Regions from separate parts of the Homo sapiens genome. Here region 1 is linked to region 2. A link is an interaction called in ENCODE POLR2A ChIA-PET data of the cell type or tissue named here. Cell type or tissue: PC-9. All regions are shown on one strand. Each heading gives the region's core, and the rest is flanking DNA. Links, peaks and the distances in the headings are about the cores only.

What was found. ChIA-PET counts read pairs that join two places held together with the same protein. Peaks named below come from ENCODE experiments on the same cell type or tissue, not always from the same donor. Only the 100,000 strongest peaks of a DNase experiment are listed, where the experiment ranks them.
Region 1: POLR2A ChIA-PET joins it to region 2 with 10 read pairs; 1 of 35 experiments calls an interaction of 5 or more read pairs at or near these places.

What each region holds. Positions count from the first base shown.
Region 1 is chr5:1,562,063-1,566,455 of GRCh38, reverse strand. No RefSeq gene overlaps it. Among named protein-coding and RNA genes, the nearest start is that of LPCAT1, 40 kb to the right of the region's middle. RefSeq lists an enhancer at 1-747. In PC-9, for the core only: no CTCF peak of the experiment used is centred there; DNase peaks (open chromatin) are centred at 1,045 and 2,195; H3K27ac peaks cover 467 bases.
Region 2 is chr5:327,622-332,014 of GRCh38, reverse strand. The region is part of intron 1 of AHRR (aryl hydrocarbon receptor repressor); the gene reads right to left. The region is part of intron 3 of PDCD6-AHRR (PDCD6-AHRR readthrough (NMD candidate)); the gene reads right to left. Among named protein-coding and RNA genes, the nearest start is that of AHRR, 8.1 kb to the right of the region's middle. In PC-9, for the core only: no CTCF peak of the experiment used is centred there; a DNase peak (open chromatin) is centred at 2,434; H3K27ac peaks cover 437 bases.

The DNA of each region.
Region 1 (4,393 bases), core at 168-4,167, 1.2 Mb before region 2:
GACAAGACTGCCCAGCCACACAAGCCAGTGAGTGAGAGGAATTCCCCAAAGTGTGTGTCTGGAGGCCAGGTGGGTCCCTCGACCTGCATCTAAAGCCCTACCCCCCTGCCCCCGACAGCCTCCCCTGAGGTGGGTCCCGGCACACGGTTGCTGCCTCCAGGACAGGGGACATGAGCCCACAGTGTGGGCCGCCCCTGGCCATCCTCCGGGGCTGGCCATGGCCATGGTCGTGGCACCCTGGGGGCCCAGTATGCAGCAGTGGAGGCCACAGTGACAGGAAGTGCCAGGGTGGTCTGGCAGGCGCCCAGGCCTTCCCTGGCTTCAGCCCGTTGTCTGGCCAGTTGCGTTCCCCAGGGGCCACCCGATGCCTCTGGCACTCTCCATGCTGGCTGGGAAGACCAGTGTCGGCCACTTGGCCGTGGGCAGCCTCCTTCTGGCACTAGCACGTGCCCCTCCCTCTGTCCTCGCTCTGCCTGCCACGTCCACTCAGCCACATGGCACCGGGGTGTCTTCACCTGTCCAGCCTCCAAACCTGGTGGGCCTCAAGGGCACAGAGCTCTGCCCACCAGGCTGACATGCCCCTAGGGGGGACTGGACTGGACTCAGGACGGTCCCTGCTCATGGCAACCTTGCTGTCCACCTGGGCTCCTCGGCCTGGGTGAGTCCTTACTGGGGAGAGGGCTCCTCTGCCCTCCAGCTGATGGGTGTGTGCTGGCGGACACAGGTCAGGAAGCAAAAGCAGGAAAACCAGGGAAGGGGCGTGCAGTGTGGAGGCGAAGAGGGGTCCTCCCCTGGCCAGTGTGCGTAGCCAGTTGCACCTCACGTCCCAAGGCCATGCCCAGGAGCAGCCCCCTGCTGTGTGTCCAGGGGGCAGGGCACTGACCCCACTTCACCTTCCCCTTAATCCAGCCGTGACCCTGCTCCACGCCAGGATGCGCTGGGATGGCTCGGGGGCAGCACCCTGCACAGCAGCTCTGGCTCTAAGCTGCACAATCGGATGTCTTGCATAGTCACCGGCTAATCCAGGACAGGCTGGTGAAGGTCACTCGCCTGGGCATGAGTCGCCACCCTGCACCCTGCAGGACAGGTAACTTGGAGAGGGCTCATGTTATCTTATTTAACAAAAACATTGCCCAGAGCATGGTATGATAAAGACCTGGCAGGAATGGAGAGCGCCTCCCACAGAACTTTCACCAGGTGCAGGGAGGCAGGATGCCCATGGGGCGTTTGGGCAGATGCCACAGGGCGATGTTGGGTGGGACCCCCAGCTACCGGCTCCAGGAGGGGTGAGGAGGCCTTGGGCTCCTCTTCCAGGCAGCCCCACTCAGAGCCTTGCACAGAGGGCGGCGCTGCATGGAGGGGCAGCCGGAGCCAGGCCAGGAGCAAGAGGGCCAGAGGGAGGCAAGGTGCAAAGCAAAGCCTGGAAATCCAGACAACACTGGGAACATCCTGCACTCTCTAAGTTCACCAGTGCACAGACCCGCCTGTGGATGGACTCACCCTTGTCCTCTGGGTCCCGCCTGTGCCCAGGACTCCCAGGACCTCGGAGGTATACTCTAGGCATGATCTTCATTACTCTGCAGAACTGTTCACCTTAATTTGCTGGAGGTTGTCTTAAAACATGGCCTCTATCCATCCACATATTTAGCGGAATTGATTAAAATAAACTTAATACTTTCATGTCATCCTTTTAGGGATTTCTTCAAAGGTTTAGATATTTCAAGCACTGTGTTGATTCTATAATTCACCTGCTGGAGAGAGTTGGCTTAAGGGATATTCTGAAATGAACAAACAGCCACAGTCACCTTTGAAGAGCCGCACGTTGCCCGTCCCATCCCAGCTCTGAGCCTCTGCGAGGTTCTCCCCTGCCTGCTGAGCTCCCTCCCCTGTGACACCAGGAGCGGCCCCTCCTCCCCACACTGCAGGGGCCTCCAGATCCCAAGGGGCAGGCCCAACTCCCTGAGAAACTCAGGGACCAGTAGCCACTGTCTCCCTGGGGACAAGGGTTTGTCCAGAAAATGTGGTGGGCAGGATGGGTTGGATCTGAGACAGGCCTCCAGGTGCCGGGGTCACAAGCCAGTCAGCCCCGGCAGCAGGCGGTCACCGCAACATGTCAAGGCTCTTGTGACTTCGAGTGTGGCTCCTGGGAAAGGAACCGAATGGGCTGACTCAGTGTGGCCCCTGGAAAAGGAACCGAATGGGCTGACTCAGTGTGGCCCCTGGAAAAGGAACTGAATGGGCTGACTCATGTCGGAGACGCCTGTCAGCCTCTCTCAACCTCACCCCTCTCTGGGAGGCCAGACACTGTGCCAGGACCCAGAGGGTGGGAAGTCACAGCCCAGAGGATGGGGTTGTGGGGGAAGGTGAGGAGGACATAGGGGAGGTGAGGAGGACAGGGGGAGGTGCGGAGGAGAATCTCGGATGCCGGTGGGCCAGGGTGCCAGTCACCAGGTGAGTGCCTGCAGCTGCCCTGGCTCGTGGCTTCTGTGGCCTGCAGGCTCTGCTGCTTTTTGGCATTGTGAGTGCCGGTAGCCTTGTCCACAGGAGGAGACTGCTTCTGCAGAGCAGGGCCCCCGACGGGCCTTAGCAAAACCCTGAGGACCTTGGACCTGAGGACCCTCCACAAGGAAAGGTGGGGGGCAGGGCTGGCCAGAGGGGCTCTTTGTATAGCTGTTGCTGGGGGTGCTGCTTTACCAGGCCCTCAACTGGGTGTGAGAAGGTGGCTCCTGGGCACAGCTGGGATGGCCATGCTGGGGCCAGCTCCAAGTCCCCTCTGCCTTCAGGGACAGAGGACATGGTGCAGAGGCATGGCCTTGAATCCATGTGGCTTTTCTACAGGCTGTGGGTGAAAACCACCCAAGGATTCTGGGGTGAGCTCCAGACCATGCGCTTCCAGTGAGTGAGGGGAGCAGCAGCAGCGGCCACATCTCAGGAGCCTGTCTAGGGGCTGTCCTCCAGAAAAGCAGAGGCAGAGACATGAGGCAGCAGCCCCCGGAGACCCTCCCGCACGTGGCCAGCCAGCGTGTGGGGCCGCATCAGCCTCCTGACAGGAGGGGTCCCCAATGTGGCATCAGTTCCTGGGCCCTGGAAGCTGCCTGGTGTGGGCTCGCAGCCGCTTGACCAGGCTCAGCCAGGGAGGCATTTCCAGAAAGCTTCCTTCTCGTCCCGAGAGCTGCCTCTGTTCTGTGCTCACCCGGCCTGCGGCTGGCACAGAGTGTGGTTTAGGACCGCTGCTCTAGGGGCTGAGGAGCGTGCAGCCTGCGTGACCAATGGCACGATGCATCCTGCTACCTCCTGAGACCCCTTAAAGCGTGGTGATGGCCGAGCACGTTGAGGCCCTGGAGCGACCCAGCCCATTCCGGGCGAGGAGGCCCAGCTGGAGCTGCTGCGGGGAACTGAACTCCCTGGGAACAAGGAGTCCTGGGGCTGAGGCTGAGCTGAGTGGAGTCTGGAACAGAGAGGAGGATTCAGGACCTCAGTTCAGTGTGAGGGTTTTAATTTTCAAGGGTAAGAGTTTGTGTGTATGAATGCTGCTATGGTCTGAATGGGTCCCCCAAAATCCATGTGTTGGAACCTTAATATCCAGTACAACAGTGTTGGGGGTGGGGCCTTTGGGAGGAGCTTAGGTCATGAGGGCGGAGGGTGGATTAAGGCTGGTGCCTCGATGTGGGACTTCACAGCCCCCAGAACTGTGCAAGAAAACAACCTGTTCTTCATCAGTTACCCAGCAAGAAGCATTTCGTTATAGTAGCACAAACAGATTAACACACATGTATTGCTGGGGTGTGTGTGTGTGCGTTTATAAGTTTGTAGATGTATGGTATTGCGTTGGTGTGTGTCTGTGTTATGAATTTGTATGTATGAGTGTCGATGTGTGTGTGTGTGTGTGTCTATAAGTTTGTAGATGTATGGTATTGCGTTGGTGTGTGTCTGTGTTATGAATTTGTATGTATGTCAGTGTGTGTGTGTGTGTGCGCATTTATAAGTTTGTAGATGTATGGTATTGTGTTGGTGTATGTCTGTGTTATGAATTTGTATGTATGTGTGTGTGTGTGCGTTTATAAGTTTGTAGATGTATGGTATTGCGTTGGTGTGTGTGTTATGAATTTGTATGTATGAGTGTCGATGTGTGTGTGTGTGTGTTTATAAGTTTGTAGATGTATGGTATTGCATTGGTGTGTGTCTGTGTTATGAATTTGTATGTATGAGTGTCGATGTGTGTGTGTGTGTTTATAAGTTTGTAGATGTATGGTATTGCGTTGGTGTGTGTCTGTGTTATGAATTTGTATGTATGAGTGTCGATGTGTGTGTGTGTGTGCGTTTATAAGTTTGTAGATGTATGGTCATGTGTTGGTGTGTGTCTGTTATGAATTTCTACATATGTGTGTGTCGG
Region 2 (4,393 bases), core at 317-4,316:
AAACACGACATACTTTAAAAACCTATGGGATATAGCAAAAGCAGTGCTAAGAGGGAAGTTTATAGTGGTGGTCCCCAACCTTTTTGGCATCATGTACTGGTTTTGTGGAAGACAATTTTTCCACTGACTGCAGATGTCGGTAGGGATGGTTTTGGGATGAAACTGTTCCATCTCAGATTATTAGGCATTAGATTATCATAAGGAACGTGCAACCTAGATCCTTCGTAAGCACAGTTCACAATAGGGTTTGTGCTCCTATGAGAATCTAATGCTGCTGCTGATCTGACAGGAGGAAGAGCTCAGGTGGTAATGCTCACCCGTCCACCACTCACTCCTGCTGTTTGGCCTGGTTCCTAGCGAGCCATGGACAGGTACCGGTCCGAGGCCTGGGGGTTGAGGACCCCTGGTTTATAGTATTAAATGTCTATATCAAAAAAGTAGAAAGATTACAAGTTAACAATCTAATTATGTGCCTCAAAGAACTAGAAAAGCGAGAACAAACCAAACCAAAATTAGCAGAAGAAAAGAAATAACAAAGACCAGAGCAGTGCTAAACGAAATAGAGACTGCTAGACTAACAGAGAGAAGACCCAAATAAACAAAATCAGAAATGAAAAAGGAAAACACTAATACCACAGAAATACAAAAGATCATCAGAGACTATTATGAACAACTATATGCTCACAGATTAGAAAACCTAGAGGAAATGGATAAATTCCTGGAAACATACAATCTCCCAAGACTGAACCAGGAATAAATAGAAAACCTGAACAGATAAGTAATGAAAAGTGGGATTTAATCAGTAATTAAAAACCTCCCCCAAAAGAAAAGCTCACAACTGGCCAGGCGCAGTGGCTCACGCCTGTAATCCCAGCACTTTGGGAGGCCGAGGCGGGTGGATCACGTGGTCAAGAGATCAAGATCATCCTGGCCAACATGGTGAAAGCCCGTCTCTACTAAAAATACAAAAATTAGCTGGGCATGGTGGCACGCGCCTGTAGTCCCAGCTACTCGGGAGGCTGAGGCAGGAGAACGGCATGAACCCGGGAGGAGACGGAGCTTGCAGTGAGCCGAGATCACACCATTGCACTCCAGCCTGGGTGACAGACCGAGACTCTGTCTCAAAAAAAAAAAAAAAAAAAAAATGCTGAATTATACCAAACATGCAAAAAAAGAACTAAGACCAATCTTCCTGAAACTGTTCCAAAAAATTGAGTAGGAGAGAATGCTCCCTAACTCATTCTAGAAGGCCCATATCACGCAGATACCAAAATCAGACAAAGACACAACAGAAAAAGAAAACTACAGACCAATATCCCTGATGAACATAGACTCAAAAATCCTCCGCGGCGCACAGTGGCTCACACTGTAATCCCACTTTGGGAGGCCAAGGCAGGTGGATCACTTGAGGCCAGGAATTTGAGGCCAGCCTGCCCAACACGGCAAAATGCTGTCTCTACTAAAAATGCAAAAATTATCAGGGCATGGTGGTGTGCACCTGTAAGCCTAGCTACTCGGGAGGCTGAGGCATGAGAATTGCTTGAACTTAGGAGGCAGAGGTTACAGTGAGCCAAGATGGTGCCACTGTAGTCCAGCCTGGGTGACAGAGTGAGACCCTGTCTCAAAAAAAATCTTCAACAAAATATTAACTAACTGAATCCAACAGCCCATCAGAAAGATAATATACCACAATCAAGTAGGCTTTGTATCAGGGATACAAGGATGGTTCAACATATGCAAATTAATAAATGTAATACATCACATAAACAGAATCAAGGACAAAAACCATACGATCAACTCAATAGATGCAGAAAATGCCTTTAATAAATTTCAGATCCCTTAATGATAAAAATCCTCAAAAAACTAGGCACAGAAGGAACATACCACAAAATAATAAAGGCTATTTATTACAGACCCACAGCTAACATCATACTGAATGAGGAAAAGTTGAAAGCATTTCCCCTAAGAACTGGAACATGACAAGAATGCCCACTTTCACCACTCCTATTCAATATAATACTGAAAGTCCTATCCAGAGCGATCAGGCAGGAGAAAGTACATAAAAGGCATTCAGACTGGAAAAGAGGAAGTCAAATTATTCCTATCTGCCAATATGATTTTATATCTAAAAAAACCTAAAGATTCTACCAAAAAAACTCTTAGATTTGATAAGTGAATTCAGTAAAGTTGTAGAATACAAAAGCAACATATAAAAATCAGTAGCATTTCTTTACACCAATAATGATCTAGCTGAGAAAGAAATCAAGAAGACAATCTCATTTACAATAACCATTAAAAAATACCTGAGAATAAAACTCTACAAGGAAAATTACAAAACACTGATGAAAGAAAATTGTAGATGACACAAACACGAAAACATCCATGTTCATAGATCAGAAGAATTCACATTGTTAAAATGACCACACTGCCCAAGGCAATCTATAGATTCAGTATAATCCCTATCAAAATACCAAAGTAATTTTTCACAGAATTAGAAAAAACAATCTCAGGCTGGGCATGGTAGCTCACACTTGTAATCCTAGCACTTTGGGAGGCCAAAGCAAGAAGACTGCTTGAGGCCAGGAGTTTGAGACCAGCCTGAACAACACAGTGAGACCTCATCTCTACAAAAACATATTTTAATTTAAAATTAGTCAGGCATGGTGGCACACACCCATAGTCCAGTTACTCAGGAGGCAGAGGCCAGACAATCTCTTGGGCCCAGGAATTCGAGGTTGCAGTGAGCTATGCGCCAATGCACTCTAGCCTGGGTGACAAAGCAAGATCCCATCTCGAAGCAAAAAAGAGAGAAGAAGGAGGAGGAGAAGAAAAGAGAAAAAGAAAAATAATCCTAAAATTCATAAGGACCAAAAAAGACAGAGGTGTGTGTGTCAGCGCAGGAAAAACTACCATTTATCAAACCATCAGATCTTATGAGAATTCACTCACTGTCATGAGAACAGCATGGAGGAAACTGCCCCCATAATCCAATCACTTCCCACCAGGTCTCTCCCTAAACACCTGAGGATTATAATTCAGGATGAGATTTGGGTGGGGACACAAAACCTAACCATATCACTACATGATTTCAAATTACACCACAGACTATAGTATGGGTCTTAAACTAAAAACCTTCTGCACAGCAAAAGAAATAATAAACAGAGTGACAATATAACCTGTTAAACGGGAGAAAATATTTGCAAACTATTCATCCAACAGGGGAGTAGTAACCAGAATATACGAGGAACTCAAACAATTGAACGATGGCAACAACAAAAAAACCCAAGTGATCCCATTAAAAAGTAAGCAAAGGACATGAATAGACAGTTTTTAAAAGAAGAGATACAAATGGCCAACAGGTATATGAAAAAATACCCCACATCACTAATCATCAGAGAAATGCAAAATAAAACAACAATGAGATATCATCTTACACCAGTCAGAATGGCTATTATTAAAAAGACGGCCAGGTGCAGTGGCTCATGCCTGTAATCCCAGAACTTTGGGAGGCCGAGGTGGGTGGATCACTTGAGGTCAGGGGTTGGAGACCAGCCTGACCAACATGGTGAAACTGCATCTCTACTAGAAATACAAAAATTAGCTGGCATGGTGATGGGTGCCTCTGAGGCTGAGGCAGGAGAATTGCTTGAACCCAGGAGGCAGAGGTTGCAGTGAGCTGAGATTGCACCACTGCACTCCAGCCTGGGCGACAGAGGGAGACTCTGTCTCAAAAAAAAAAAAAAAAAAAAAAAAAAAAAATCAGATGTTGGTGAGGATGCAGAGAAAAGGGAACTCATACACTATTGGCGGGAATGTAAACTAGTACAGCCTCTATGGAAAACAGCATGGAGATTTCTCAAAGAATCAAAAATAGAACTGCCACAGCCATCAAAAATGATGAGTTCATGTCCTTTGTAGGGACATGGATGAAACTGGAAACCATCATTCTCAGCAAACTATCACAAGGACAAAAAAACAAACACCGCATGTTCTCACTCATAGGTGGGAATTGAACAATGAGAACGCATGGACACAGGGAGGGGAACATCACACTCTGGGGACTGTTGTAGGGTAGGGGGAGCGGGGAGGGATAGCATTAGGAGATATACCTAATGCTAAATGACGAGTTAATGGGTGCAGCACACCAACATGGCACATGTATACATATGTAACAAACCTGCACGTTGTGCACATGTACCCTAGAACTTAAAGTATAGTAATAATAAAATAAAATAAAATAAAATAGAACTGCTATTTAATCCAGCAGTCCCACTACTAGGTCTATACCCAATGGAAAAGAAATCAATATATCAAAAAGACGCCTGCACTCATATGTTTATTGCAGCACTATTCACAATCGCAAAGAGATGGAATAAACCTAAGTTCCCATCAG